Linked DNA regions of Homo sapiens: region 2 is linked to region 1. Evidence: chromatin loops called from intact Hi-C (ENCODE). Cell type or tissue: CD4-positive, alpha-beta T cell. All regions are shown on one strand. Each heading gives the region's core, and the rest is flanking DNA. Links, peaks and the distances in the headings are about the cores only. Region 1 overlaps CISD1 (CDGSH iron sulfur domain 1). Region 2 overlaps LOC105378313 (a long non-coding RNA gene).

Evidence for each region. Hi-C counts contacts between places; a loop is a spot of excess contacts. Peaks named below come from ENCODE experiments on the same cell type or tissue, not always from the same donor. Only the 100,000 strongest peaks of a DNase experiment are listed, where the experiment ranks them.
Region 2: a loop joins it to region 1, with 38 times the contacts of the local background. A loop is called at or near these places in 6 of 110 quality-filtered maps.

The regions. Positions count from the first base shown.
Region 1 is chr10:58,279,269-58,295,036 of GRCh38, reverse strand. It overlaps CISD1 (CDGSH iron sulfur domain 1), which reads right to left. Exons shown (of 3, transcript NM_018464.5): 3 at 5,451-7,476. The coding sequence ends at 7,387. Among named protein-coding and RNA genes, the nearest start is that of CISD1, 18 kb to the right of the region's middle. In CD4-positive, alpha-beta T cell, for the core only: a CTCF peak has its summit at 3,264 (motif pointing right); a DNase peak (open chromatin) is centred at 3,286.
Region 2 is chr10:57,331,002-57,346,769 of GRCh38, reverse strand. LOC105378313 (a long non-coding RNA gene) reads left to right here. Exons shown (of 6, transcript XR_001747453.1): 5 at 1,688-1,789. Among named protein-coding and RNA genes, the nearest start is that of MIR3924, 34 kb to the right of the region's middle. In CD4-positive, alpha-beta T cell, for the core only: a CTCF peak has its summit at 7,498; no DNase peak of the experiment used is centred there.

The DNA of each region.
Region 1 (15,768 bases), core at 1-8,000:
GAGCCATGGCACCCGGCTGGAATTTCATGTCTTGTTGCTACCAAGTCTGTCAGTCTTAAGATCTCTATTTTAATGTTAATGCTGGTTTGTTGTGTCTAAACCCCAAAAGGAAGAGGATATAATGAGACATATCTGAGTTCCCACTTCCCAACATGACCTGATCTGGTTTTTCATGTTTGTTTGGCATCACTTTGGCTGAGAGGGGGTCCATTTAGTGGGCTGGGAGGCTTAGTTTTATTTTTGGTTTACATTTGAATACAAGACCTTTTAAGTCTTGGCCAAGGCAATGTGAGCTGCCTCTTCTAACTACTTAATCCTGACATTGAGTCAGGAGTGACAACTAGATTTCATCTTGCATATTAAAAGTCAAGAGAAAAAAAACTATTAATGATATTATTCTACCGGAAGGCACACTGCAGACATAACAAGTGGTGGAACCAATCACATCCATCTTGGTGGAAAGGGCAAGGTGTATTTCTCTGAACTGGTCTCCAAGCCTTGAAACTTGCTGCCTCCATTTCCCTTCAAAAACATAACTCATTTTTTAATTCTTATTGCCCTGACATGGGTGGTTCTAGATTTATGCCCCTTGTACTTATATAGCTTTTGTACTTCACTCTCTCACCTCATAGCTCTAATCATATTAATTAATAAGGACCTTTTTATTTGTCTCTAACACTAGCCTTTTCTCCTACTAAGAGGGATGTGTGTATGTGTATTGATGAACTCCATGAGGGCAGAAATTGTTTCCGTCTTGTTACCTACAGTCTGGCAAACAGTAGGTGCTCGATAATGTGAAAGAAAAGTAACTCAGAGCAGTCTGAGCTATGTGAGGTATGCAGAATTAATCAGGCGAGAGACAGGAATAAGAGACTTCAATCACACCCTTACCCACTGATATGGTCAGGCTTTGTGTCCCCACTCGAATCTCATCTTGAATTGTAAACCCCATAATCCCCATTAAGTCAAGGGAGAGACCAGGTGGAGGTAATTGAATCATGGGGGTCATTTCCCCAATGCTGTTCTCACGATAGTGAGTTCTCAGGAGAGCTGATGGTTTTATAAGGGGCTCTTCCCCCTTTGCTTGGCACTTCTCCTTCCTGCTGCCCCGTGAAGAAGGTGCCTTGCTTCCCCTTCACCTTCTGCCATGAGTTTAAGTTTCCTGAGGCCTCCTCAGCGGTGCTGAACTGTGAGTCAATTGAGCCTTTCCTTTATGAATTACCCAGTCTTGTGCAGTACTTTATAGCAATATGGAAACAGACTAATAGACCCACCCACTCATGCCTGGGGGCAATTTTTTAAGGGCACTTTGTTTCTCCTTTCCTTTCCTGTAATTTCCAGACTAGCTAATAAATTACCTAAAATGTTATCACAAGTTACACAATGTAACCCTTACCTGTTATCTTCACGTTACTGGAATTTGTAATAGGAAGAACGATGTATAGCCCATCAATAGCTTATTATGGTTAATGAACCAATGAACCAATGTAAGAACTACTGCCCCCCCCTTTCCCCCACCCCCACCATACACACTTTTTTTTCCTTTAAAAACCCACTTGTAACTGCTGCTAATCAGGGTATACCTTCAGGGCAACTTCAATCTGTGTCTCCTGGGTTGCAGTCCTCAAATATGGCCCAGGTAAACTTTTTGCCTATATTAATTTTGACTCAGTTTCTTTCTTTAAGCCAACAATAATTATTTGTAGAAATTACTATAAAATGGTCATTTTTTCTCTCATGCATAAAAGTTCTAAAAATTTTCTTTTTCCAAAATTGTTTTAGGAGGTTAACAAGTTTGCCAATGTTCAATCATTTCTCCATATTAAAATTATGTAGGAAACAACTCTGAATCATTGTACTACTTTTAGCAAGTGACATGATTTTAGGCTAAGGAGGCTAAGCTAGTCTATATTATGTGCGAGATACTGTGATAGATATTTAAATTCATTATCTCTAATGCTTGAAGGGTAAGGACAATCTCCCTTTTACATGATAAAAAAGTAAATAGGATGGAGAGAGATTATTAGGAATTGGTTCACGTGATTACGGAGGCTGACAAGATCTGCAGGGTGAGTCAGCAAGCTGGAGACACAGGAGAGCAGATGTTATAGTTTTAGTCTGAAAGTAGGCAGGCTTGAGATCCAGGAAGATTCCTTATTTCAGTTCAAAGTAGTCAAGCAGGAAGAATTCTCTCTTCCTGGAGAAGGACAACATTTTTGCTTTATTGAAGCCTTTAAAGGATTGAATGAGGCCCACCCATGTTAGGGACGGTAATCTGCTTTACTTTGTCTACTGATTTAAATGTTAATCTCATCCAAAACCACTCACAGAAACACCCAGAAGAATGTCTGAACAAATATCTGGGCACCTTGTAGCCCTGTCAAATTGCAACATAAAATTAACCATTAGAAAGAATAATTTCTTCAAGATCTCAAATAATGAGGGGCAGATCAGGGATCTGATTTTAAGTCTGACTTAGAATTCCATGATTGTTGTCCCCACATTGCCCCAAGGGCAATCACCAGGACTTCCAGGCTGACAAACACTAGAAACTTTAGTTGTCTTTATAGCAGCTTTCTCCCAGAGCACTGGCCAGATTTGAAATAACCAAGTACCACATATCTCCCCAGTTATGTATGATACACCATGTGCACACTGGTTTAAAACAAGCTGACTTGGATAGCAGTTTTGTTGGTTGGTTGGTTTTTATACCACAAGTTTAGCCACAGAAGTGCTGATTAGGTAGACTACTTTATAGCCAATCTTGTCAGAATAAGAGCTATTCAGTACATTTTCCTAAAAGCCATGTTCAAAAATTTAGAATACATGATGTAAACAAATATGAAAAAAAAAAGGTAATCAGGTTTGGGGGCAGAACAAGACAAAATATTGACTTCTTGGCAGTTACCTTTGTATCCTTTAAAAATCGTGCATTCAAATCTATTTATTAAACAAGTATTTACTGAACATCTGCTATGTACTTGTAACTGTTCTGGGTACTGAGACTACTGTAATAATCAAAATTTTAAAAATTATTTTCTTTCTCAGGGATTAAAAAAGGTGAGTGCTTGAACGTTATAATTATTTTCCAAACCAGATGCCAAAAGCGTAAGGGAGTCACAGAAATGTAAACTGCTGCAAGTGACCGAACTTTTTGGAGTACAAAGGTACTGCAAGTTCAGGGACATATACCAAATGCATATACTAGATGGCATTGTTAAATTATGAAATGTAATTTATGGTTTCATATTTTCATTATCAGAGACTCAACACTAGGTGGCATCCAGGGTCAGGCTGAAAGCAGTAACTAGCAATGGAAAGCCAATCATACTAGCTTCTGTGCTAGATGCAGCTTCCCTGTGGATTCTAAGAGAAACAGTTTTAAAAGAGAAAGCGGTGAGGTTGCTTTAACTAATGATCAAAATGTTCTTTGCTGGGAGGGATGTGAAAGTGAAAAGATATAGAAGGTTCATGTGAAGGCTACAGGGTAGACTGCATTGGAAAGATGAAGGCTGAGACATTTTAAAAGTTTAAAATCATGGTATTCAAGGAAAACACATAGCATTATTGTCTAGAATAAGGAGAAGAAACCTGTTAAGAAAGTTTAGGATTAAAAAAAAGATTACTGTGCAGATATGGATGACATAAGTGGAACTCTACTTTTCACAGCTGGGAGACTCTGAAATAAATTTAACAGACTTTGCTAAGTTTAATTGATGATAAAGCCATAAGAGACATAATCTCTCGTCTGTATCTCATGTCGATCTTGTATAATGAGTTAGATAAACCACTGCTTATGAAATTGTTGGCAGGCAGTATCACCAGCAGAAAAATTATTTACCTCCCAGTAATGAGCATTCAGGCAGGTGGGCAATGCTCGAAATTATTTTAAATGAAAAAGCTGGGAATCTACATAATGCTGCATATTTACAAATGAAAACGATGTCACAATTAAAGAACAAAATATTAACATGAATTGACTTCTGGTTATCTGTAAGGGACAGGATGGAAGAACTAGAAATACATTATCCACAGAGACACAGGTATTAAAGAGAACATCTATTTTACACAATATCTAGCTGACAACATTCTAAGCTCAGCATTTTTCTGTTCCATGCTTGGGGTTGAACTGTCTTTTTTGTTGTTCAGGGATGTAAGAGCTAACACCATAGCAACACTTCTAATTTATAATCTTGTATTTCCTCACTGATTTACTGATTAAACAATTTTTCCCCTTTAGGGCAATTCCTGGCAATTTTGGTTAACACATTAACAATAGATCTCCCTGTTGTGTGTTTCATTTAATCATTTAAAGTTATGGGTTGGGCACATATTAGGATGTATTGGCTTTACCCTTAGTTTGGATCCATGATGGTAAACTGAATGGAAGTAAGGACTTTTTTTTGTTTTTTACAGTAACTTTCCATGAAGTCTCACCTCAACACATTGTGCTAATGAAAAATTCCATATAACACAAGCTAAATCTCAAAATAAAACTGTTACTTTAATACCTTAATAAGTCTCAGAACTTTAGATAGGATGTTGGCTTAGTGGTTCCCAGACTTTTAAATTCCATGGAGCAGTGAAAAAAAAAAGTAGGGATCAACATTGGGCTGCCACCTTACTATTTTGCCAAGCTACTACAATCAACATTTCATAAAAGACACTTAAATACCATAAGAGCTGAAATAATCATAATAAAAAAATCAAATTTGAGCTTTCTATCAGCATTATTTATATTTTTCCTTTGAGGAGAGCTGAATATTTACTGTTGGCCTAGAATATGGGAACAATTGCCTAAAATGCCATTTAGTCCATTCACTTCACAATTTAAAAGGCTGAGAGGTGAGTGGCTTTGCCTGAGGTCAGCTAGTATTAAAATCAAGGAGAAAAAGCACAGCTTCTGACAACTAGAATTACACACCCTCACAGATACCCAAGCACAAAATACTGTGTGTTGCTAATCAGAAGCTATAGTCAATGCCTATCTTAAAGCAAAACCAAATCAAAAACCTCCCTAACTAATGTAAAATCAAAAAATCTCACCTACTTTGTAGGAGAAATAGTAGGTATACATGGTTGTAGCTGTTTTTGTCAAGAAAGTAAATCATAAATTATCATAATTATATAACCTATGCCATAAATAGTGTGAGCTTCTAATTCTCCAAAATGTTTCTCTGTCTCAATTATATGGTCTACAGATGCCTAATAAATGTCTGTTGCATGAACAGATGAACAAGATTTTTCACATTAGAAACTTCTCAACCTAGTACACTCTTCAGAAATAACTAGAATATAAATGACATAGAGAAAAAAAAGATGAAAGCCCCACTTGTCTTGCCTCAACGAAATGAAAAGCACTTAGAAGCATTAAGGTGCTTAGCTAGAACAGTAATTGCACACAATGATTTTTGTGTAAAAAAATCTCATATTAACCTAACCACACTCACTTTGGTTTTTAGGTCAAATAACCTGAAAAGGGTTTTAATCATAAATGAATGCTAGTTCAAAAGCATGTAAACATTTTAACATGACCTTGAAAATACATTTACCTAATTATTTTGGCCTTTCAAAATGCTCAAGATCTATATTTCACAGTAAGGTGGTCATTTATAATTTTGCCATATGTATACACACACTCATATAATCCTATAGTTTTGAGAACTGGTACCAGGTTCCCCCTGACATTACAAAAATGCATGACTAACAATATAATTTCAAATTCAAGATAAAGAATAGTCTGTTAAGTTAGAAGGATGTCCCTTTATCAGAAACACTGGGAGTTGATGCATTTATTTTTCTTTAAAACAGTTCATCTTTAAAAGCATGATTGCTCTGTTTTGCTGACATGCATACTTATCTTAAAAAGAAGGAGGTGGGCAAAGAAAAAATTTACCCTAAGAATCTAATAGAATCAGTTTGTAGGATTTTAGATTTTATGATGAATATGTGACTTAAAGACATGTCCAAGTTAGTTACATGGGCTTCTTAAAACCACTGTACAATTTTGTTACCAACTTTTATCTACAGTAATACACAAAACTACATATTTAAAAATAGCCATGATCATATATTACATAGGATATGCTGCTGTCAGGTTTGATTCCTGTCAAGGTAAATGGATTTTAGCAAGTAGAAATTTGTGATTGACTACTACTGAGAATTCATGTATACTAAAATAAATGATGATGTTTACCTGCTTTATCAATTTCAATTGTTTGCCCAATTTTCTGTAAATTTTGCCATGATTTTCCTTCTAACCTATGAAATTCAAAAACCTAATCTCTTTAAAAATATTTATGAACTATTTGTCTTAAATCTTTTATTGCTAATTATTTTCAGTTTTTATATTTTCTTTTTTCTGAATCAACAATGAATGCAATGTTTCTGCTCGGAGTCTTTGAAGAATATTACATAAACAAACACTTGTCTTCAAATTTTTGCTTTTAAGAAAAAGATCATACAATTTAAAAGCCATGTGCTTGATTAGCTAGAGTGGGAAAAAAAAAAATCTTCCCACGCCTTTGATCTAATCTTGTGACTACTATTTCTGTCAGGATATGTGGCTTAGTGATCAAAAGACTTGACATTATATGTTCCAATTCCTTCAAAATCCTCAGTTCAAGTGCTTACCATTCCTTGGGCCAGAATTCTGGAACATTAGATTTTAAGACATTCTTCATGACTAATTTAAATCTAATATCACCTTTAACTAAATTTTCACTATTGGCTCCTTTAATGGATCCATCTTCATTAAATATCTGTGAAGATAAATATGAGGAAGTTACCACCCCTTTATTATTGACCTGACTTATGAAATTAAACAGAATAACATTTATCAATCATTTTGATTGAAAACGGTGAAAAACAGAAGCCATATTTTCTCAGTGTCATTACCAATGTCAAGAAAATCAAGGCTACAACAGGTCTTTCCTAGATTGTATTAAGAAATTAATGTAGCTGAATCACATCCTATTTAGTTTCCAGGTCAATATGAAAAGATGGTAATTTTTCTTTGAAACTTACAAGTACAATCTGCAAATACATAATTTTGAGAATAATTTAATATGTTGACTTCAAGATACAACTATATTCTATATAAGGTACAACTCTATATGTCAGTATTTTAAAGAAATGGATCCTTACAAGACCAAAATAACCCACAGGCCATGCAGGTTGGTTTTTCCTTTTTTTTTTTTTTTTTGTTTAAACAAATGTGCACCACGATGTTTCAACAAGACAAATGCCATAAATGTGAAAGCTGCAGTTTGCAATATACCACATTTAGAATCCAGCGAAGGTGAATCAGACAGAGGTGGTAGTCATTCTAATTAAACAATCAGGTAACTTCACGACAAGCTGATTTGCAGCATCAAAAGTGTCCATTTAAGTTTCTTTTTTCTTGATGATCAGAGGGCCCACATTGTCTCCAGTCTCTTCGTTATGTTTTGTGTGAGCCCCATCACAGAATGGGAACTAGGAAGAGAAAGAATGAATGTGAAACATCTAATCTCAAAATCAGTATTATGCTCGGCAGAGTGGAAGGTGATGCTTAATTCATATAACATAAAGATTTTCTTGGCTATCTTATATAGGCTTTCTTAAACAGCATATGTAAACTACATATGCTACTTAGTAAGATGAAGAAATTGACTTGTGCATAATACACACATCATTTATTGAATTTCAGTGTGATTGTGATGAGTGTTGAAGGCCTTTCTTATGTTTATATATTAGTTACATTCCTTTCTAGTGAACATGTCCATTGCCTATTTACTTCTAAGAGTTTAAGTTCATTTATTTAAAATCAATTTGCGGCCAGGCGCGATGGCTCATGCCTGTAATCTCAACACTTTGGGAGGTTGAGGTGGGTGGATCATTTGAGGTCAAGAGTTCAAGACCAGCCTGGCCAACATGGTGAAACCCTGTCTCTACTAAAAATACAAAAATTAGCCAGGCATGGTGGCGAGTGCGCATAATCCCAGCTACTCAGGAGGCTGAGGCTTGAACCTGGGAGGGGAAGTTGCGGTGAGCCGAGATTGTGCCACTGCACTCCAGCCTTGGTCTCAAAAAACATAAAAATAAAAAATAAAAAATAAATCAACTGCATATTATTCCTCTGTTATTTTTGCAGCAGTCTTTCCCAAATCTTTTCATTTTGCTTATTTTTTCATATTCTCAATTTCTCCACTTTCATACAAATATGTCAATATCTCCCTTTTTAACATCATTCATGGAGACAGCTTTCTTCTAGAGATGTGAGAAATACAAATTTCCATTCATTTTCATGAATTCACATTTTAGATATAACTGCTGTTTTGGTGTCCAGTGGGAGGGAGAGGGACAAAACTAAATTTCTAACATAGTGTTTTGCAGAGTGTGGTCCAAAGAACCTGAATCCTGCAAGACACTCTGATTTGGTTTCATTCTGTGTTAAAAAAACATATCATATAGCCCATTTGAATCACAGCACACATTATTTTAATTTTGCTATAAAAAACACAATTTTATCCCAGAGTTTCTCAAGGTGACTGGACTATGGACACTTTAAATTTTGATTTCTATTATCATAGTTTTCTGTAGAGCACACTTTGCAAACGCTGTTCTAAGATCCTGTTGCTTCAGCATTACTGGAGGCTATTGCTTCCCACATTATTACCTTTATTCGTAACTTTATCAAAATAAATTCTACATGTAAAAGCACCTATTTATAGGTTCTATGTTACGTTGATCGGCCTACTACGCTGGGATATTTGCATTTTAAACATTTCAGTGTTTTGTAGGGCTAGTTTTCCTTCATTGTTTCTTTTTTTTACTTTTTTTTTTTTTTTTGAAACGGAGTCTTGCTCTGTCGCCCAGGCTGGAATGCAGTGGCGCGATCTCGACTCACTGCAAGCTCCGCCTCCTGGGTTCACGCCATTCTCCTGCCTCAGACTCCTGAGTAGCTGGGACTACAGGCGCCCGCCACTACGCCCGGCTAATTTTTTGTATTTTTAGTAGAGACGGGGTTTCACCGTGTTAGCCAGGATGGTCTCGATCTCCTGACCTCGTGATCCGCCTGCCTCGGCCTCCCAAAGTGCTGGGATTACAGGTGTGAGCCACCGCGCCCAGCCTGTTAACTTTATTAAACTTTATCACTTTATTCCTCCAGATAAGCTTGAGAATGTTTTTTGCCAAGTTTTAATTTCTTTTGTAGTTTTCATCCTCAGATCTCATGTATATTCTGGTAAGATTATTTCTGTCATATTTTTAATCACTATTATAATTTATTTTCATATCTGAACATTCTTGCTATATAAAATCATTTTTAACAAGTATATCCTCTATTGTAAAATGAAAAAATAAGAATTTAATAATATTTCACTTAACTCTTCAGGATTTTACACTTAGAAGGAATAATTATCAGTAATTTTTTTGTTTCTCTATATTTGTATCTTTTATTTCTATTTCATGTCAAATGACAAGAGCTAGCATCTTTGCCTTAATCTTGGTGTTTTGAATGTATCTACACTCTAGAATCTAGAGTTTCACTGTTTAGTCTAAGGTACACTGTTGCTTTGAAGAAGCCTATTTAGAAGAGTAAAGTAAGAGGATTCTTAGCCTTATGAGTAACAAGTACCTCATTACGTGCAGTGAAGGGAGCATAACAGATCAGTGAAACTTCACAATGATGGTATTTAATCTTAAACTTTGATATCCAAAAGGCTACTTAATGTTAAAGTAATCAAATTTTAATCTATCTGTAAATAATTGCAAGAGGCACTAAATTAGCTAAAAATTACAGAAAAACTCAAGGTATTGGCATATCTTATATTTCCAGATATAAATTCTATCCTGTCGTAGAGGGCAGTGTAAATGTAATATATGTAAAGTTTATATTATTTCTTTTTTTGAGGTCAATAAGATGTGGTACACAGTATATTCATATTAGAAACAAGCCTTGATGCAAAAACATAAAGTCAAGCTTTCAGTTTTTTCTTGGCATGGATGAGGAAAGAGGCGATAAAAATTAAACTAAAATGTATCCCACAGCAAAGTACAGCATTTCAAAGTGACATATGTTTAATAAACAAACACAGATGATTTTACAGTGAGCATAAAAGTTTACATTGTAAAGACTCTTTTTATAAATAGCACACACAAAACACTTCACTATAAATTAAATCCATGCAGGCAACATTTCTGAAAAATGAAATATTTCTAAATAACTTACTGAAATGGCATGTTTAACTTTTATTTTTTAATCTTATGTTGAAAATATTAGAAACTAACATTTTCTCAAATTATTTTCCTCCATATACAGAATAGGAGAGAAATCTATAGAAAAAATATACAAAGAAAATCTTACAAAATATAAAGAAAGTCATATATCAAAAGTGAGAATACATTTTTTCTCATCACCCAATTCTGCCTAAAAACTGAAATTAGCCTGTTTCTTCATATTCTTAAAAGCAAACACATATTTCTTTAAAAAGCAATGAGTAGTTTATCCTGGTTATTTGTTAATAAACTTTCATGCGATTAAAGTGTATAAAGCTTTTATGCCTTTATAATGCAAACTAGGTGTTAAAAATAATTTTGTGCAGAGACGTATTTTTTAATAGTACTTTTTATATCACTTAACCCTAGGAATTACTGCCTTATGTGTCTTGCTTTATTTCTGATCTATGCAGGAGAAAGATAATATGTGGTGGGTATACAGTTTTTTTTTTTTTTAAGAGATTAAATTAGATTGCACAGTGGTGCAATCGCAGCTTACTGAAGCCTCAATCTCCCAGGCTCAAGGGATCCTTCCATCTCAGCCTCCTGAGTAGCTAGGACTATAGGTGCATGCCATCACACTCAACTAATTTCTGCATTTTTTTGTGGAGACAAGGTTTCACTACATTGGCTGTTACATTCTCAAAGTGTTGGAATTACAGGCCTAAGCGACTGTGTCTGGCATTATATACTTTCAAATACAATGTAGGAAGTACAGTAATTTTTACATTAAATAATGTACAAAAATATGAGAATTTTATTAACTTTTTCATTAAACATTTTGAAATTTGTTAAATTGTTTTAAATTATGAAAAAAACACAAAGAATATTAAATTCAGTTCGTGTAGTATTGATACTTAATTTATTCTAAGATGTCAGCGTTTGTTTATTAACAAATCCTGGAAAAAGTCTGTAAATCAAATTTCCTTTATGTCCAGAAAACATCCTTTTATGTTTGTTAACCCAATTTGAACACTACAAATCCCAAATATCTTTAAAAGTGGGGGAAGAAAGGGTTAGAAGAAGTTGGAATAAAGCTTTAGTAGAAAAAACAGTGGAGGTCCTTGCTCTCCACCTGGAAAGCTAGCAATGCTATATGGATCTTCATAAAAACACAACATTTCTTTTTAATGGCCCCACATCTCAAGTTATGCCTCTGTTTTAATAAATGCTCCTCTTTGACTTATCTCTTCCACCTGAAACAATTTTCTTTTAAAGACTATCTTCCTTCTCTGAACTTCGTACTTTGTATTAGAGTTTTGATTTTCTGTCCCAAGGAAGTTGCCTGGCACCATTTTGGCTCATTACCATAAACTGTCCAGAAAAATATGCTTGCTTTGGTTGAGAACGAAAACGAAGTAATGAGATTTTTGAGACTAACCTAGAGATTATGACATTTTATACCATTCTTATGTACCTATTTCAATAAACCTAAGACAGTAGCTATAATATGAAAATGTACAAAGATAAATTAAGATTTTTATAAGACTGTCTTTATGTGGATTGGCCAAGGAATGTCACCAACATTCAGAATATCGTTTTTATGAAGAAAGACTCAGTAAAATGCACTTCTAAGCCATTAACAGGATGGAGGATTTCTCTTTTTCCCCCAACACCCTCCCGCCAAAAAAAAACACCCAGGATCAAGCCTACTACCAACGACAAAACAAAAGTATCATTAACTCAAATCTTACCCTGTAAATGAAAGAAAATGAGTCTAAACATGTCCAGTTGCATTTCATTTCAATTTCAGTTCAGCTCCTGATGTTAACTGGTAAGACTTTCCTCTCTTTCTTCTTAGTCTGTATTCTTTTGCTGTCCTTGTTTGAACTGCCTCCTAGGTGGCCGTCATACAACTCAGCAAGTGATGTAACCAACCTGAAGTTGCAGGGAAAGGAACCTAGCAATACTACATCCCATACCCTTCCCTCTTACATCAGAGTCCTTTCATCTTCTTGTTTCGAAAGTAAGACTATCTCTTCCTTTTTAAGGCTGAGTTTCACATCTGTGCTGTTACTCTCATTTCCTTCCACCCTTTGTCAAGATACCGCTGACTCAAATAGTATCTTTCCCTGTAGTCACTTTAATCATTTCCTCTATACTGGCTCCTTTCATTCTCACTTCAAATATGGATAGCCCTTTTGTGAAATACAATTGGCCCCATCTGTATCTGTGGGTTCCACATCCATGGATGCAACCAACTGCTGATAGAAAATACTCGCTAAAATAATTGTATGGGTACTGAGCATGTACACTTTTTTCCTTGTCATTATTCTCTAAACAATACAGTATAACAACTATTTACATAGCATTCACACTGTATTAGGTATTATTTGCAATCAAGAGATGACGTAATAATTTAAAGTATACAGGATTATGTGCATAGCTTATAGGCAAATACTGTCATTTTAAATCAGGGGCTTGAGCATTCTCAGATTTTGGTATCCATGGGAGGTCCTGGAACCAATCCATGGACACCGAGGGAAGCCTGTACTATAAAATAAACCAATTTCTGGGCCGGACACAGTGGATGACACCTGCAATCCCAGCACTCTGGGAGGCCAAGGCGGGTGGATCACTTGAGGTCAGGAGTTCAAGATCAGCCTGGCCAACATGGTGAAACCCTGTCTCTACTAAGAATACAAAAATTAGCCAGGCATGGTTGTGCATGCCTGTAATCACGGCTACTCAGGAGGCTGAAACACGAGAATTGCTTGAACCCAGAAGGTGGAGGTTGTAGTGAGCTGAGATCACGACACTGTACTCCAGCCTGGGTGACAGAGTGAGACTCTCTCAAGAAAAAGAAAAAAAAAAAAAGCCAAGCCAATTTCTGAAACATCAGATGACATACCAATGCTGGCAAGAGAAGCACTGGACAAAAGGGAGGGATATGTTTTTAAAAAATGTAATTTCTGCACATTACTAAGAAATCTGATTCATTAGGGTTGGGAAACCTGCTCAAGATGTTACAGACACACAACAGGTTACTAGTGACTGCACCTTAAGAATGAATTAGATTTGAAATTTGTATCGCATATAACATTTTTTCCATTGGTAAAATGATGTTTAAATTTTGTTATAAATACAACTGGTTTGTATGAGGGAAAAATTACTGACTATAAACTCAATGTAGCCACTTAATCAAAGGTATTAATTAGTCTTTGTGAACTGGCGTTTAAGTGTGTGACTTGGCACCTGTGTGATAACCTTAGAACCACAGGAATGTGGGGAGTTTCCAAAAGTCTCTGAAGAATAACAACATTTGTTAACTTGGGTAATATTCAAAGCAAACTGTTAATTGATTAATGCAGGAATAAGTGCCCAAGATGCAATGAAAATTCAGAACTGACAAATTCAAGACACAAAGAGGATCACTAAACAGCATAAAAGATAAGCCAGAGGGGGAAAAAAAGGCATGAGAAAACTGGAAATAAAATGACTGGTCTCATTCCCTCTCTTAGTCCTCTCTCAGTCCACCTACAGGAAATGGCAGTCCCTGGCCTAACCATCTGGAAACTCTAAATTGTAAAATGAAAGAATAATCCTGGAATGTTTTGAATTATAAAGTCTAATAAACATTTACACCACTAGTTTGTGTCCACTGGTGATTCTTCCTGAAATATTTGAGATCTTAGTTCATGAAAGCCCATATTTAGTTTATTGGATTCTTTGCCCTCTGGGAAAACCCAATCAAAGCAAACACCCTTTACTTGATCTCAAAGCCAAGCTGTAGTGTTCACTCAAGCAATTATGTTACTTTTCTTTCCATTCACTGTTGCATCTACGGAAAATATGACATAGACTTCTGTCGTTTCTTTATTAGTTAATTTGCACTTTAACTCACATGGACATAGCTTCTATTCTAATTACTCCGTTGAAATGACACCAAAATGGCAATTGCTTAATCTAATAGTCTTGTCTATTCATGTAGCTGTCTTTGCACAGGCCAATGTTCAGTACCAGATCATTGAAACTTTTCCCTCTTCTACTTTGAAGCTATGATATTTTTAGTTTTATTCTAACCTCTCTGGCCCATTCCATCTCCTTAAATGGCTCTTGTCCCCCTTCCAAAATGCAGAAAATTCCCCAAGATTTCATATTTAGCCCTTGATTTTTATCCATATCAAAGATCAGTTGCATTCCTACACTTGACTCATCAGTTTTGCTGATCTCTATCTCCAACCCTGATGTCTCACATTTCGTGTTGTCTGCTGTGCATTTCCATTCAACTATCATCTCAAATTCACTCTCTGAAACAGAACTCCTTATCGCTGTCCTGGAAAATTTGCCTTTTACCTCGAATCTCTTATTTCTGTTAATGGCATAACCCTCTTCTAATCCTACATGCTTAGATCCTTCAATGAGCTTTAGTTTTTCTCCCCTAGTCTTTCACACAGAAGTCAGTGCATTTGGCTGATCCTTTCCCCGAAATCTTTTATGTCTCTGATCATTTGTCTCCATTTCCATAGCTAGCACCCCGGTAAAAGTATCATAACTCTATGTTTGAAACCCCTGTCAAGGAGCTCCCCATGTCTGGAGTCACAGACTCCTCACACTGGTCCTCAAGATTGTCCTCAGTTTAGATTTATTCCTTGGGGAAGGGCAGTACAAGAACCAGACTAGATTCTTTATTCATTTCACCTTTGTTCACAAGTCCTTCCTTGCAGATTTTGAGAGTCTCCAATATATGCAGTTTATTCAAATGTTACCAATTTTTCTCAGAGCAATTTAACTCCCAAGTATATGACTATGCTTTCCCAGAAGATGTGATGTTTTTTTAATTAAGAAAAAACAAAAACAAACAAAAAACAGAGACTGGGTCTCACCATGTTGCCCAGGCTGGTACTGAACTCCTGGCCTCAAGTGATCCTCCTGCCTTGGCTTCTCAAAGTATTAGCATTACAGGTGTGAGCCACTGCACCCAGCCTCATGGTGTAATTTCTTCCTTTTAGCTTCCATTTATTTAGACCACTTACACTGCATGTACTATATACATCTGTGACATCTGCTGTTTTACTCTTTAATGTTTCTCACGCATGCATATATAGTAGATAGTAAATGAACTACTGAAGATCACTAAGGAACTATAAAACTCCAACTTAGAAATTCCACAATTTCTAGATTACTTTATTATTTTCTAGTAACCCCACCAGTACTTATCAACAATTTCAAATTCCAAATGAATAGTGCTCTTCATAATTTGTTGTAATGAGCCTATTAATTTCTGGTTTATATTCAATATAGTCATCAAGGAATTTTTGAACAAAATGGCATAATCTAAGTACTTTATCACTGGATTTATTGGGAGAAAGGAGTGAAATATGCTTTCTAGTATGGGTTGAGTAATCCTTATCTGAAATACTTGTCATAAAAAATGAAAATAAATGCTTGGGACTTTTCATAAAAATGAAAAGAAAATCTGAAATCCAAAATGTTTTGGATTTCAGATTTTTTCAACTTTTGAAATGTCTGCATATACATAATGAGGTTATCTTGGGGATGGGATCC
Region 2 (15,768 bases), core at 4,308-12,307, 950 kb after region 1:
AGAATAGAGAATACAGAAATAAGATTGCATGCCTACAACTATCTGATCTTCGACAAACTTGACAAAAACAAACAATTGGAAAAGGATTCCCTATTAAATAAATGATGCTGGGATAACTGGCTAGCCATATGTAGAAAACTGAAACTGGACCTTTTCCTTACACCATACATAAAAATGAACTCAAGATGGATTAAAGACTTGAATGTAAAACATAAAGCTCTAAAAAACCCTGAAAGACCTAGGCAATACCATTATGGACCCAGGAAAAGGCAAAGATTTCATGATGAAGCTGCCAAAAGCAATTGCTACAAAAGCAAAAATTGACAAATGATAAGCACTAGGATATATAAATATTTCTATTTAAAGTAAAGAGCTTCTGCACAGCAAAGGATACTATCAATGGAGTAAACAGACAGCCCACAAAATGAGAGAAAATTTTTGCAACTACGTATCTGACAAAGGTCTAATACACAGCATTTATAAGGAACTTAAACAGGTTGACAAGAAAAAAATGAAACAACCACATTAAAAAGTGTGCAAAGGGCATAAACAGGCACTTTTCAAAAGAAGACATATATACGGCCAACAATCATGTGAAGAAAAGCTCAGCATCACTGATCATTAGACAAATGCAAATCAAAACCACAATGAGATACCATTTCATACCAGTCAGAATGGCTATTACTAAAAAGTCAAAAAATAACAGATGTTGGTGAGATTGCAGAGAAAAAGGAATGCTTATACACTGTTGGTGAGAGGGTAAATTAGTTCAACCATGTGGAAGACAGTGTGGCAATTCCTCAAAGAGCTGAAAACAGAACTACCGTTTGACCCAGCAATCCCATTACTGGGTATATACCCAGAGGAATATAAATTGTTCTATTATAAAGCCACATGTATGCACACGTTCATTACAGCACTATTCAGAATAGCAAAGACATGAAATCAATCTAAATGGCCACCGATTATATCATGACCTTTGAAAGAATATGGACGGAACTGGAGGCCATTATCCTTAGAACACTAATGTAGGAACAGAAAACCAAATACCCCATGTTCTCACCTATAAGTAGGAGCTAAATGATGAAAACACATGGACACATAGAGAGAAACAACACACACTGGGGCTTATTGCAGGGTAGAGGGTAAAAGGAGGGAGAGGATCAGGAAAAATAACTAATGGGTTCTAGGCTTAATACCTGAGTGGCAAAATAATCTGTACAATGAACCCCCATGACACAAGTTTAACTATCTATGTAACAAACCTGCACATGTACCCATGAACTTAAAATAAAAGTTAGAAAAATAATGAAAATACAAAGCAGAACTATTTAGATAAAGATTTAAATAATGTAAAAATGAATTATTAGGATTGGAAACAATGTTACATAAAAACAGGAATTTTTTTATTAAGCAATATTTAATTTGAGTTAATTGTGAAAGTTTTACAGTAAGCAATGAAGATTGATTAAACTTGTAAGACATTATTTATTTTCATGTTTCTAACAGATCTCAACAGAAACTTTCAAAAAATTGTGTATATTTTTACGTCACAAACATATAAAGATACCTAAAGCTGGATATTCTTAATCAACTTTATTGAATTACAACTTACAATAAAAGGATCATGTTTTAAACATGTTATTAGTTGAGTTTGAAAAACATGTATTCTGAATTCTTTCTCCAGCATGACCAAGGACCAGGGTATATACACCAGACAACAGAGCCGTTTCATTTTGGGGGCTCGTTTGGGATCAGAATCAGAATGGAAGGTAGAAACATCAGAGTGGTGAGTATGGAGTGAACTTCAAATTTGTCCTTTAATCTCAAGGCTTTATTCAAACCAGTTTCCTTTCATGGAATTCCTAGCCATTGTGTTAGGCTGTGAGAAGTCCTCCAGCAAATGAGAATTTCTGGCCAGGGCACACCCTGGTGTTTTTCAAAGGAGTCTGGACTGAACCCAGCCTCCGTCAGCCATCTGGGTGTTGGTAATGGATCTCCAGCTATCCTGTCACAAAATTTTTCTTCCTTTTCTCTCTGTGGTCACTTGTCTCTTATTCTCTGTGTGTGTGCAATGTGCAAAAATTTTTACAGTTGAGGCAAACAGTTCTTTTAGGAAAGATAGGCAATCGCCACAGGCAGTAACCCAATAAGCATCTCTCTCTATCCTCTCTCTGGTGAGTACATGGTATTTCTAAGCCAACATAACCATCTAGTGGAAATAGAAATCCTCTTCATGAGGCACATTGTCAGTCTGGTAACACTGCAGTTCTCTAATCCTCTTTTTTCGTGCTGCTGGAAAAGATCCTTCTGTGAACAGGAAAGCTCTGCCATCAACAATTAGGAGTAAAATGTCCTCCATGACCAGATTTTAGATCTGATACTGTCTCATTGTGTATGGAATTTATTCCTTCCAGTGGGTTCTTGGTCTCACTGACTTCAAGAATGAAGCCATTGACCCTTACAGTGAGTGTTACAGCTCTTAAAGATGGTGTGGCTGGAGTTTGTTCCTTCAGATGTTCAGATGTGTCCAGAGTTTCTTTTTTCTGGTGGGTTTGTGGTCTTGCTGACTCCAGGAGTGAAGCCACATATCTTCGCAGTGAGCGTTACAGATCTTAAAAGTTGGTACATCTGGAGTTGTTTGTTCCTCCCGGTGGGTTTATGCTCTTGCTCACTTCAGGATTGAAGCCACAGACCCTCGCAGTGAGTGTTACAGCTCATGAAGGTAGTGTGGACCCAAAGAGTGAGCAGCAGCAAGATTTATTGGGAAGAGCAAAAGAACAAAGCTTCCACAGTGTGGAAGGGGACCCTAGCGGTTTGCCACTGCTGGCTCGGGTGGCCAGCTTTTATTCGCTTATTTGGCCCCACCCACAATCAGCTCCATTTTACGGAGAGCTGATTGGTCCACTTTACAGAGTGCTGATTGGTCCATTTACAGAGTGCTGATTGGTGCGTTTACCATCCTTTAGCTAGACACAGAGCGCTGATTGGTGCATTTACAATCCTTTAGCTAGACACAAAAGTTCTGCAAGTCCCCACCTGACCCAGAAGCCCAGCTGGCTTCACCTCTCACCATCAGCAGGAAAATTGTCATTAGGTCCCCACATTCATTTCTGTCTCCAGTTGGAACAGTAGTTAATTAGTAAGAAGTTTTTAAGTTCAGAAGTTAACTGGAACCATTTTGCTAAGGGTAAATGTTTTAGCACAGGCTGTAGTAGCAGGCAATATAGAACATTCCCTCCATTAAAGGAGCCTTGACCAAAGATGACATAGACTCTCTGGAGATCCATTTTTCAGGGAGCCAGGCAGATCACACAAGTTTAGGAAGTCAAAGGGGATCACAACAGGCAGATAAGCTGAGGTTCTGTGGGTAAAGCATAGTTAATCCAATCACTTAGTTCATCTGGTTCCATGGCTTGGAAGGCTACGCCTGCAACCTTGGGTGGAATATTTAACACAGTGCTGGGACTTAGGAACTGAGGAGAGAAAATAGTTGGGGGGATGCTCCCACTGTCTTCTCCTCCCGCTCCACCCTGGGTCACAATGAAAGAAAGAAGGACTAAAAGGATGCTTTTATTTTCACTTCTTTTTCTAGATGGGTAACAGACTATCTTCAGCTTGCACCCCTCTGGAGTGCACTCTGAAACACTGGAACTTGTTTAACCTCGGTACTTTAAAGAGAAATGTGACTCATTTTATTTCGCACAAGGGCATGGCATTTTTACTAACCTTTGCAAGTGTCGTAAGATCGACCTAGCTTTTTTAACAGGCATAACAGGTAAGCCTATAGAAAATAATCCCCCAATTACAAAGGCAGTTTCTGGGGGAACCATCTGATAATTCCCCTTATTTGGGGACACCTCAAGTTTTCTTCTCATTACAGGACCTTAGGCAAATAAAGGAAGAACTAGGCCAATTTTCTGACGACCCCAATAGGTATGCAAAAGGTTTCCAGAATTTAACTCAGGTGTTTCACCTCATATGGAAGGATGTTATGCTGCTCCTAAACCAAACTCTAACCACAGCAGGCAGTTCTGCAGGTAGCAGATAATTTTGGAGATGAGCAATATACCTCCTGTAATATATCAGAAAGGAAGAAAAGAGATAGGGAAAGGGAAGAAATAGCAGAAACACCATTTCCAATAGGAAGGGAAGCTGTTCCTCTTGACAACCCTAATTGGAATCCCAATAGCTCTACAGATGAATGGAAAATAAAGCACTTTTTAATATGTATTTTAGAGGGCCTATGAAAGAATAGGGCAAAATCTGTTAATTACTCTAAACTGTCCATGATAGACCAAAAGCCAGATGAGAATCCTGCAGGCTTTGTGGAAAGGCTGAGAGAGGCACTAAAAGAGGACACCTCCTCATCCCCTGATTCAGTTGAGGGACAGCTCATTCTAAAGCTTAAGTTTATTACACAGGCAACTTCCGATATTAGAAGGAAACTACAGAAGTAAGCTATAGGACCAGATAGCATCTTGGAATACCTCCTTGAGGTGGCCACTTTGGTCTCTTATAATAGGGACCAGGAGGAGGCCTAAAAGATAGAGAGGAAGCTCAGGAGAATGACAAAGGCTCTAATAGCCGCTTTGCAAGTTTGCAAAGTCCAGGATACCCCAGGTGCATCCGTTAGTTGCTATGAGTGTGGCGAGCCAGGGCATTTTAAGAAGGAGTGCCCAAACATCAAGAAGAAGCCACCTTGACCAGGTCCAGCCTGAAGTGTAGGCCACTGGATATCAAATTGCCCCCGAAGGCAGAGGTCACTGAGTACAGAACCAGTCTCACCGATGATTCCAGCAGGACTGATAGGTCTTGGGGCTCAAATCCTGGCTCCGGTGGCTAAAGTGTCATTACAGCACAGGAGCTCTGGGTAATTCTGGAAATTGAAGGAAGGAAAGTAGACCTCGTTCTGAACACTAGTGCCTGTCTGTCTCTCTTTGCTCCTCTCTAATTTAGACCTCCCCTCTTCCCATAATACGACTGTAAGGGGCGTCTCAGGACAAACTCCAATCCAATATTTTTCTCAGCCTCTTAGTTGCAATTAGGAGGACCTGTTATTTATACATGCTTCCAAACCACTGCCACAGTAGCTCTACTCATCAGAAAAGCCTCCAAATTAACCCTAGGAAATAATTTACCTGTTTACACCCCACATTCCCAGCAAGTGTGGCTGCTCACCAGAGCTTTCCACCCCCCAATACCTTGGCCCCAGGGGACAGCAGGCCTTGGCCTTCTGACTTGTGAGGCGAGCTGACATTCTGGACCTTGGGGGACGGCAGTGGCATGGAGACTTGAGTGGCGGCCGTTGTGGTGTTTGTGGTTGTAGATGTGGTCACTCCCACTGCCTCGGCCAGGTCTGGAGGGAGGTCATCTTCATCACTGCCGTTACTAAAAGCACATGAAGCTCTGCTCATTAGAGTAGTAAACAGGCTGTGAGGAGTGGACGGAGGATCCTTAGCAAACAAACAGCCAGTAAAGCAAGCAATACATAAGGCAGGATAACGTCTAAAAAATGTCTCTCCCCAGACACAAGCACTGAATTAGCTGCACTAAAAGTTCTTATAAGATCACAAATTAAGCAAGGGAAAGGTAGCTAACTTTTATACTAACTCCAAGTATGCTTTCTTAGTTCTTCATGCTCATGCTGCCATTTAAAAGGAAAGACATTCTCTTATCACTAATGGATTTACTATAAAATATTACCAGGAAATTAGCAGGCTATTATCCTCAGTTTTCCTTCCACAAGAAATAGCAGGAATGCATTGTAAGGAATATCAAAAGGAAACAGATAAAGTAGCCAAAGGAAATAGGTTAGCTGATCAGGCAGCTAAGTTGGTGGCAAGGAAGCCTCAAGGGATTAACACACTTCAAGCCATCCTAATCAAGGAAGGCTCCATAAGAAAAATTAAACCTCATTATTCCCCTGCAGAAATAGAGTGAGCCACTTCTCAAGGGTGTACTTCTCATAACTCAGGATAGCTACAGTCAGAGGATGGCAAACTCCATTTGCCAGCCTCCAGTCAATGGAAAGTCCTTACATTCCTTCACCAAGCTTTTCACTTAGGAAAGGATAAAACTTATCAATGTGCTCAGAGGTTGTTTTCAGGCAGAAAACCTCTAACTTGGTTAAGCATCTACCCTCTCTAGCTCACTTTCAATAGGAATTGATACATCTAGAAAAAGCCCAACCCCAAGAAATAGGACCACCTTTACTTAACCTAAGAAATTTCGTATTAGTGAAAACTCATCTCTCTCTCTTCTTCTTTAAGCCAAGCTGGGAAGGGCCCTATACAGTTCTTCTTTCAACCCCCTCAGCAGTAAACGTTACAGGTATCAACTTCTGAATACATCACACTCAAGTCAATGCCTGAAGACCTGAGGGAGCAACCCCTGACAGCCCAGAGGAACATCTCGAATATCAATGTGGAGAAACAGAAGATCTTAGGCTGAAAATCATAAAAGATAACTAACTGAGTGAGGGACAATCATCTTACTCAGCCCCACTCCTTTACCTCAACAAATACTTTTTATTACTTCTACCTTTATTATTATTATCTATACACACACACACACGTACACACAAACACATACTAGCAATCTCCTTCAGACACAACACTAGGGACAATGATAAACTTTCAAATAATTTTTTTTATTTTTCTTAGTATTATAAAAATAATTTATTTTAATATAATTATTCTGCCAAATAATAGAACTTCTTTGTAACGCGTATTTGCAGAGAGATTTTAATTATACATGGAATTGCATTTGTAACTTCATAAATCCCCCAAGGGAAATGTTATATCTTGGCAAGTAAAGTTTTAAACAAAAATTATTTACTATGCCACTTTTATGGGAATTGTTATAGTCACGCTATGATTTGCAATAAAGCTATACACTGTGGTACCCACAATGTGGAATTCTGGTTTTAAAATTCTCATGGCTGTAATATTTTGCCTAATTATCATCTTTATAGCAGGATTAATAATTACAGGAAGGATTTAGTCAAGTTTGTTTTGCCTGTAGCAGGAGTACTAGTTACAATCAAGAAGTAACCATGAAAGTTTTACTATCATTAAGTTTGCTAGGACTTTTTACTGAAGATTGATAATATGGTGCACTCTAAGCTATGGAAAGGTTATAAAAGAGAGATTTTATATAAGAAAGGATCTTGTATAGTAAATTCTCATCCTAAAAGGAAATGACTGGTTGTTTTAAGGATGAATGTTTAGGACAAGTCAGAAAGTTTGAATATGTTTTAAGAGGGTCTGTGAAAATCATGTAAGAATTTAATAATTAAATGGAAATAATTGCCAAGATTGACACTAAAGTTATTTTAGCCACCTAATACTGCTTTTCTCTTAATCATATCACAAGTTATAAAAAAGGCCTAAGCCTAAAATTATCCCCTAGTGGCAAGTCAAGGGGCAAAATGTGTTTTTCTCAAGGAAAATGTTACTTTTATATTAACTTTTCTTGTAGTGTACTATGACATCTAGTGGAGGCAGACCGGTATTACAATCCATTGGTGTAACTAACAGGTATCAAACTATTGTCATAGTTAAGGTTTACAGTATCCCCACTAACAGTGATAATCTTAATACTCATATTCTAACTTTATATTTTAAACCTTCTTGTAAAATTTATCTCTTTTTGCCTAAAAGCAATCAAACACCAAATGGTGCTGCAGACAGAGCCACACATGGACACACCAATCTTGTGAGAACCCTTAGACCAACCTCAGGAGGAGCCCCAACTGCTGTACCCCCACACCACGCCCCTTTTTGGCAGGAAGTAACCAGAAAGAATCATCATCCAACACCCCCAACAGCAGTTAGGGCAAAATCTCCTGAGGGTGAAAATAATACAGGAGTTACTAAGAAATAATTTTTAGGCAGCTAGAAAGGGTAAAAGTTCTCAGTGGAGATTCCACCGAGACTTTACGTTCTGGAAAAGAGATTCCAGAAAGTAATTCAGCCTTGCTGACACCTTAATTTTAGCCCAGTGAGACCTGTGTTGGATTTCTGACCTACAAAACTGGAAGATAATAAATTTGTGCTTTTTAAGCCTCTAAAGTTCTGATAATTTGTTACAGTAGCAATAGAAACCTAAGAAGAAGTGTAGTAGTGCATTTTAAACATGTAATTGAATTGTAAAGATAACACATTTAGAAAATTGATTCAGGAGGAAAATTATATTTCAATTCTGATTATCCACAACACACACACACACACGTACAAACACACGCATACTAGCAATCTCCTTCAGACAAAACACTAGGGACAATGATAAACTTCCAAATGATTTTTTTATTTCTCCTAATATTATAAAAACAATTTTTTAATATAATTATTTTAGTGTGGAATATTTCTAATCAAAAATTTACAATGTATATGATTGAGTCATTAATCAAGCTCTAATGATAAGTATTCTTTTTCTTTTCTGATATGGTTTGCATTAACATTTGTGTTTTAATCAAAGCCAGCAACTTATTTGAATATTTTTTCACAAGGAAAAGTTCATTCATAAAAATATAAAAGCCTTTACATAAATGCATAACTGCTAAGATATATATCAATTTGCATAAAATATAATTTTAAAAAGTATGTCAACAAATAAATATAATTGGGTTTATACCTTCTACAATATTTTATTTTCTTTATAGTGAATAACTATAAGGCATTTGATAGAAATTTGAGGTAGCTGAGTTTAAATCCTGGCTCTGTGTCACCTTACTCAATTCCATAAGCTTTTCTGTTATTTAAATTAGTAATCTGCAATAGGAGGGGTTATTTGACTACATAACATTTAACTTTACATTTCTCTTTAAAAATTTTTGACTACACCTTTTATGACAGTTGCCATTGCTGTAGAGTCATGGTTCTCAACCTGGGTGATTTTCTTCTCAGGGGACATTTAGTATCTGGAGAAATTTTGTTGTCATAACTCGTGTGTGTGTGTGTGTGTGTGTGTGTGTGTGTGTGTGTGTGTGTGTGTGTGGTGGGGGAAGAGTTAAATTAACATGTAGTGGCTTGAGTTCAGGGATCCTGCTAAATATTAAGTACAATGCATGGAATAACCCATACAACAATTACCCAGCCCAAAATATCAATAGTGCCAAGCTTGAGAAATCCTGTCTTAGAGAAAGAAGTTATTCAATATTTGATGCAAAAAGGGAGGTATTTTACTGATAAAAGTGATGCTGATTCCAAATACAATCGGATTTAATGCAAACTAATGAATACCTCTCTGGCAGCTAGAAGAGTGATGGTTCAAAGTATTTTACTTTGCAATCTTAATTACCTGAAGTAATTTGGAACACAGGAAAAACAAAACACGCAGTCATTAAGTTTCTAGATCTCTTTGAAATCAATAAAGACAAGATTCCATTAAGAAATCCCAGAGCCTAGTGTGCATTTGAATGAATCATGGTGTGACCTATTATATATCCTTGAGTTCTTTGCTGAAATTGGTTGTCATTGTATTCAGAACTAATACAGGTCAAATTGAGAGGTGACAACGTGCTAGCAGCCCTCGTTTGCTCTTGGCGCCTCCTGGGCCTCCACCTCTGCTCTGGCCACGCTCCAGGAGCCCTTCAGCCTACCGCTGTGCTGTGGGGGCCTTTCTCTTGGCCTGTGGAGGCCAGAACCGGCTCCCTCTGCTCGCTGGGAGGTGTGGAGGGAGAGGCGCAGGTGGGAGCCGGGGCTGCACTGGGCGCTCTTAGGCTGGCACAGGTTTTGGGTGGGCGCCCGCTCAGCGGCCCCGCACTAGGCATTGCCAGCCAGTGCCTGCTGGCCTTGATGGGGCACAAGCTCCCTCTGCACTGCCAAAGTGCCTGGGCTAGGTACCCCAAAGTCTGGCAGTGAGTGCCATTGAGAGGTGAAGCCACTGGGCTTCTGGTTGGGGTGGGGACTTGGAGAACTTTTCTGTCTAGCTAAAGGATTGTAAATGCACCAATCAGCACTCTGTCAAAACGGACCAATCAACTCTCTGTAAAACGGACCAATCAGCTCTCTGTAAAATGGACCAATCAGTTCTCTGTAAAATGGACCAATCAGTAGGATGTGGGTGGGGGCCAGATAAGGTAATAAAAGCAGGCCACTTGCGCCAGCAGCAGCACCGTCCTTACATGCCTTTCAGTGCTGTGGAAGCTTTGTTCTTTTGCTCTTGGCAGTAAATCTTGCTGTGCCTCTCTATTTGGGTCCGCATCATGTTTAAGAGCTGTAACACTAACCGCAAAGGTCTGCAGTTTCATTTCTGAAACCAGCAAGGGCACGAACCCACTGGAAGAAAAGAACAACTCCAGAGACGCTGCCTTTAAGAGCTGTAACGCTTACTGCAAAGGTCTGCAGCTTCACTCCTGAAATCAGCGAGACCACGATCCCACCAGAAGGAAGAAACTCCGGACACGTTTGAACATCGAAGGAACAAACTCCAGACATACCATATTTAAGAACTGTAACACCACGAGGGTCTCTGGTTTCATTCTTGAAGTCAGTGAGACCAAGAACCCTCCCAATTCTGGACACAAAAGTACATCACTCAGAGATCTGTTAATGACAAAGTTAAATTTGTGAGGGACGGGTTGGTAGTAATATTTTATAGTATTTCCCATGTTTCTGCATTGCCAATAAAGTAGCATTGTAGAAGCTGACATCTCAGAATTTACAAGTAACTAAACATTTTTAGGTGATTCAGAAAGATATATGCTAGGAGACAGCAAAGAATTCAATCTTTTGCCTTTTCATTTCAATCTTCAGGCTTGTTAAATAAACTCCTTTAACTAACAAACTGTTCATACTTATTTCCAATCTAAATACTAGTTAGTAGCTCAGCATTGCCCCGATTTCGCTCTTCTTTTCAGATATAACGACACAAAAGGGAAGAAAGCTGGAACACACGTTTATGTAGACAGAAGTAGTTTATTCAGAGAAATAGTTTCCTCCAGTCCTCTGTTGCCTAAGGTAAATTTGACGGAATATATTCCTAACTTTCCCTATTCCAAGTGAATGTGACTAATTTTAAATATGCCACACAAATGAATTCAGATAGCATGTATCCACCAAATATAGGGTGACATCCAAAGGATTGCTAACACTCACATTCTAAGAACACCATGCTATAAAATCGTTTTATTTAAAGACAAGTATCCAGGAAAGTCGTTGAAAGGGTAAATTACTGAATATTTCTAGAGTCCCTTTTATTTAAGTCTCTTTCTCTGTATCAACCATATAACCATTATCCTTGGCCCGTTCATAGCCCCTCTACAGGTAAAAAAGAACTCAAGGTTAACAACTCATTATCATGTACAGTTTCACTTACAGGATGCAAATTTGGAGTATTTTTTCAAAGAATTATGTATCTTTTCCACAAAGAGTTCAATGCTACACTATTCAGATTTTTATTGTAGGTATAGAGAGTGCTTTTCTGAGTACTTGTTTGAGACTACAGGAAGAGGAGTAGTGCTATTTATGTTTGCACTCTAAACTGAGAGCTCCTCTTACGTAGTTGTGCATGTGATTTAGAAAGAACCTGGACACACAAGATTTTGCAATGGTGTCGCATAAAGGAGATATCTAACCAGTCAACAATATAAAGAATTAGAACTCTAGAGATTTAAGGAGTTTACAACCAAAATAATCTTCTTGTAAAAAGAAAGAGAGCAGGATTTGAAATCAGAAGATATGTATGATTTTACTCCATTTACTAGGCATTAAAGCAGGGATAGATACTTGTTTTCATCGACATCCCTTTCTTTGTGGAAAGTAATCGGCCCCATCCGATGTGGTTCTGGTAAACTATCAATCTAAGCCTCTCACCTGAGCTACAGAAGTTATCATGAAATCTAGATTTTTCACATTGTAGCACTACCTCTGTCTCACAATAATGAGCATTTTAGGGGTTGACAAATGATGAAACAAAGCTGGTTGAGGTTCTTCATTTGTATTGGCATAATATCACCGGGGGAAATCTATTTTTAACTGGTGGTGTTAAACTAGTAGCAAAGGCTGCAAGTAGCCATCTTCAAGATTTATGGAGCAATTCAAATAGCACAAGTAGAGAATAGTGTCATCACAGTGAAGAAAACATAAAAAAAAAATTGCTGGCATAATTTGAGCCCCTGGATCCAGTCGAACATGATATACACAAGTTCCATGAGCCCAAAATCTATTTAAAATTGAGTATGTGTTTCTTTTTATTAAATATATAAAACGAATTTTAAAAATTCTACGGAGCCCTTCATAACTTGGCTACAATTAACATGCCATCCTTAATTTCTATGATTGTCCTCTAATGTGCTTTTTTCTGTCCATGCTTACTTTTTAGTGTTCCTTGCAAAACCATCACACTCCAGCCTAAGGGTCAGTACATGGGCTGTTCAGTTGTTTGCTCTTCCTCAAGATACCTTCAGATATCTATACACCACTCCATCTCATCCTCAAATCTTTGCTAACATTCTAGAATTTCTATGGAGGTTTTTCTGACCACTCTTTATGACCTTGCAGCTTGCCTGCACACCCAATTTCTCTTACCTTGTTCTAGTACTTACTACTTTCTAAAATACTGTAAGATCATACATTTTTATATGTATTGATACATGCAAAATATAAGTATAAACATATTTTACATGTATTTACTGCTCTCCTCCTCACCATTAACAGTAGACTTATGACCCACAAGGTGACTTTCATTAGTTTTTTTTTTTCCCACAGTTATGCCCCCTGTGGTAGAATAGTGCTTGACACATACAATGATCTCGATAAATATGTAATGAATGAATTTGATGAATCATACAAACGTGTAGCTAAGTTTGGTTTTAAGCAAGTCACTAAATTGTCTGAGCCTTTGTATCTATGTTTGTAAAACATCAATGACACATGCTACCCACTTTCCATATCTTATAGGTCTATGTATTAGTCTGTTCTCACATTGCTATAAAAAATTCCTGAAACTGTATAATTTATTTAAGAAAACAGGATTAATTGGCTCACAATTCTGAAGTCTATACAGGAAGCATAGCAGCTTCTGCTTCTGAGGAGGCCTCAGGAAACTTCCAGGCATGGCAGAAGGCAAAGGGGAAGAAGGCATGTCTTATATGGCCAGAGCAGGAGCAAGCTAGAGAGGGGCAAGGTGCTACACACTTTTAAAACAACCGGGTCTCATGATAACTCACTCACTCCCTATCATGAGAACAACACATAGGGAATGGTGTTAAACCATTCATGAGAACTCTGCCCACATGATCCAATCACGTCCCATTAGGTGCCACCTCCAACACTGGGGATTACAATTCGACATGAGATTTGGGTGGGGACACAGATCCGAACCATGTCAGTCTACAATGTATACATCTTATTTTACCAAGTTTATGAAAATGGTTGGACATATGTAAAATGCTTAAATGATATGAGCCAACATTCTCAGATACTATTTTTATAACTAAATATAGAGTTAGAATCACATATATGTGTTCCTTTCATTGTGGCCCAACTCAATTCTTTTTTCCAATGGAAATATCAAGGGTTTAACAAAGATACCTCAGAATCAAATAATAATTCTGGCTTAATGTTACAAACTATTAGTTCTCTGAAATTGCTTTTAAAATATTATGATAGTAAAATTGGTAATAAATGTATTGTGTTATTTCCTCATAATGTACACATTATAATGTACAGTTTAATGTGTACATTATGAGGAAATAACAAAGTATTAAAACTAATATGAATTTTATTTCATGGTAAACTTAATGTCATTAAAAAAACTTCACTGATGATTCTTACATCAGCCAACGTATTCAGCAAAGAGTAACAGGGAAAACCACATGTTATCATACAATACAGATTCTGATGTGAAGTGAAGACCTGAATCAGGTTATGGACATGTCTATAACTTGCCTATGATACTAGGAGACATATTTATGCTTTTCTTTTTCCTTAATATTTATCAAATGGGCTTAATGATCTTGTCTGCAAAAATGTTATTATTTTTAGAATCACATGAGTTAATGGATTGAAGAAAAATTAACCCCCACCCCCCCCCAACACACAAGCATTTTAGGGGAGACATTGTTGGTCTAAAATAAAAAGAAAGGAAAACTCAGAGAGCTTGCAAAGTTAATAACCTATTTTCTGCCACTAAATTTTCAAGTGAAACATGAGATAGTTATTATCCCTGCCCATAATTCCATAGCTCCCTTCTCAAGTCGTGTTTCTTATGCACCAGAATTGTTGTTTGTGATCACCCATTGAATTTATGCATGCTTCAATCCTTACAGAGCCTAGTATTTCTACAGCCTTGACTGTACATAGACATCAAGGCAGAGACTGCAGAGTAAAATATTGACAGATTTTATTTCTAAAACAATTGGAAAAATTAAACCAAAGAATGGATAAAATAGTTTAATATATATTATAGCAAAGGGTTAGCATCATTTATGTAAATAGGTCTATACATTTAGGAAAAAATATGAATATTCCAATAGAAAATCGAAAAAGGAAATGATAATTTACAAGATAATAAACCCAGATGTCCAAAAGACAGGAATGTGTTAAAAATGTTGGAAATTGCTAATGAATAAAAACTACATGTTAAAATACTGATGTACTTATTTCCATTAGGTGGTCAGTTATTTCAAATAATTCTAATGTTTTATGTAGAAAAATTATGTGTGGAAAAAGTGACAAGAAATATTTGTGCAGTCCAGGAAGGATACCAAGCAAAAAAAAAATCAACATGTATATATTTTGGAATGCAAAATCACAGTACACACAATCTTTCTCAAGGACATAATTTTTTTAAAAAGAAAATGATTTCTTTTCAAGCATATTATTTGTAGCATATTACATGTTATAAACAATACTGGAAACCAATTAGATGACTAAATCAAAAAGTGTGGTTAAATAATTCTGTATGAAATACTATCAGTAAATATCATTACATAGTTTTAACACTGAAAGAGACCAGGAAAAGTGTTAAATAAAAAGCAGTCTATAAGCTATATGTATAGTAAAATGCCATTGTTGTTGCACATATTTAACCATTCAAACCTGTTTCTGATCACACTCAGCCCTCTTTCATCTGCTGACAGGCTATGAAAGAGCCAAAGCTGATGGTTATATGGTTAATTCAGAGAAAGAGTCTTAAATAAATGGAGCTCTGAAGGAAACCTGCAGTAATTTGTCCTTCCAAGGACATGCCTGGACACTGTGGTCTTTAAAGAAGATTACTTGAGTATGAGCATCAGGAATTCAAAATTTTGATTTCTTATTATTTCATTTCTTGACAATCATAGAAACATGAATTGACATTCATTTCTTTGGATATTTTCTCATAGATGGTCAGTTTGAACAGAATAAACTGCTAAGCCTTTATAGAGTGAAGAAGTTTCTTTACATGACTGTGTTAATATTCATTCTTTAAAGTCCTTTACTACTAATAAACCAGAGATTCTTGGGCCTTACGAAATTGTGGGATAAAATAAATTGGTCACATTTATAGGAATTACTCAAATATCACTCCTCATAGGATCTCAGCACTTCCGCCTCTTCCCACGATTTTCATACAAGAATATTAAGAAGTTCTGCTCATATCTTAGTAGATCATATCATGTGTTATCTGCTTGAAATAACTGCTCCTGGCACTAGAAACCACATGCCAAAGATGCACCATTGCTGCTTCTCTTGGTGATTACTGTTTCTGCTATGCACCAATATGTATGGAACGTACAGAATGAATTGTGGCAAGTGGAAAGATGGAAGAAGATAATCT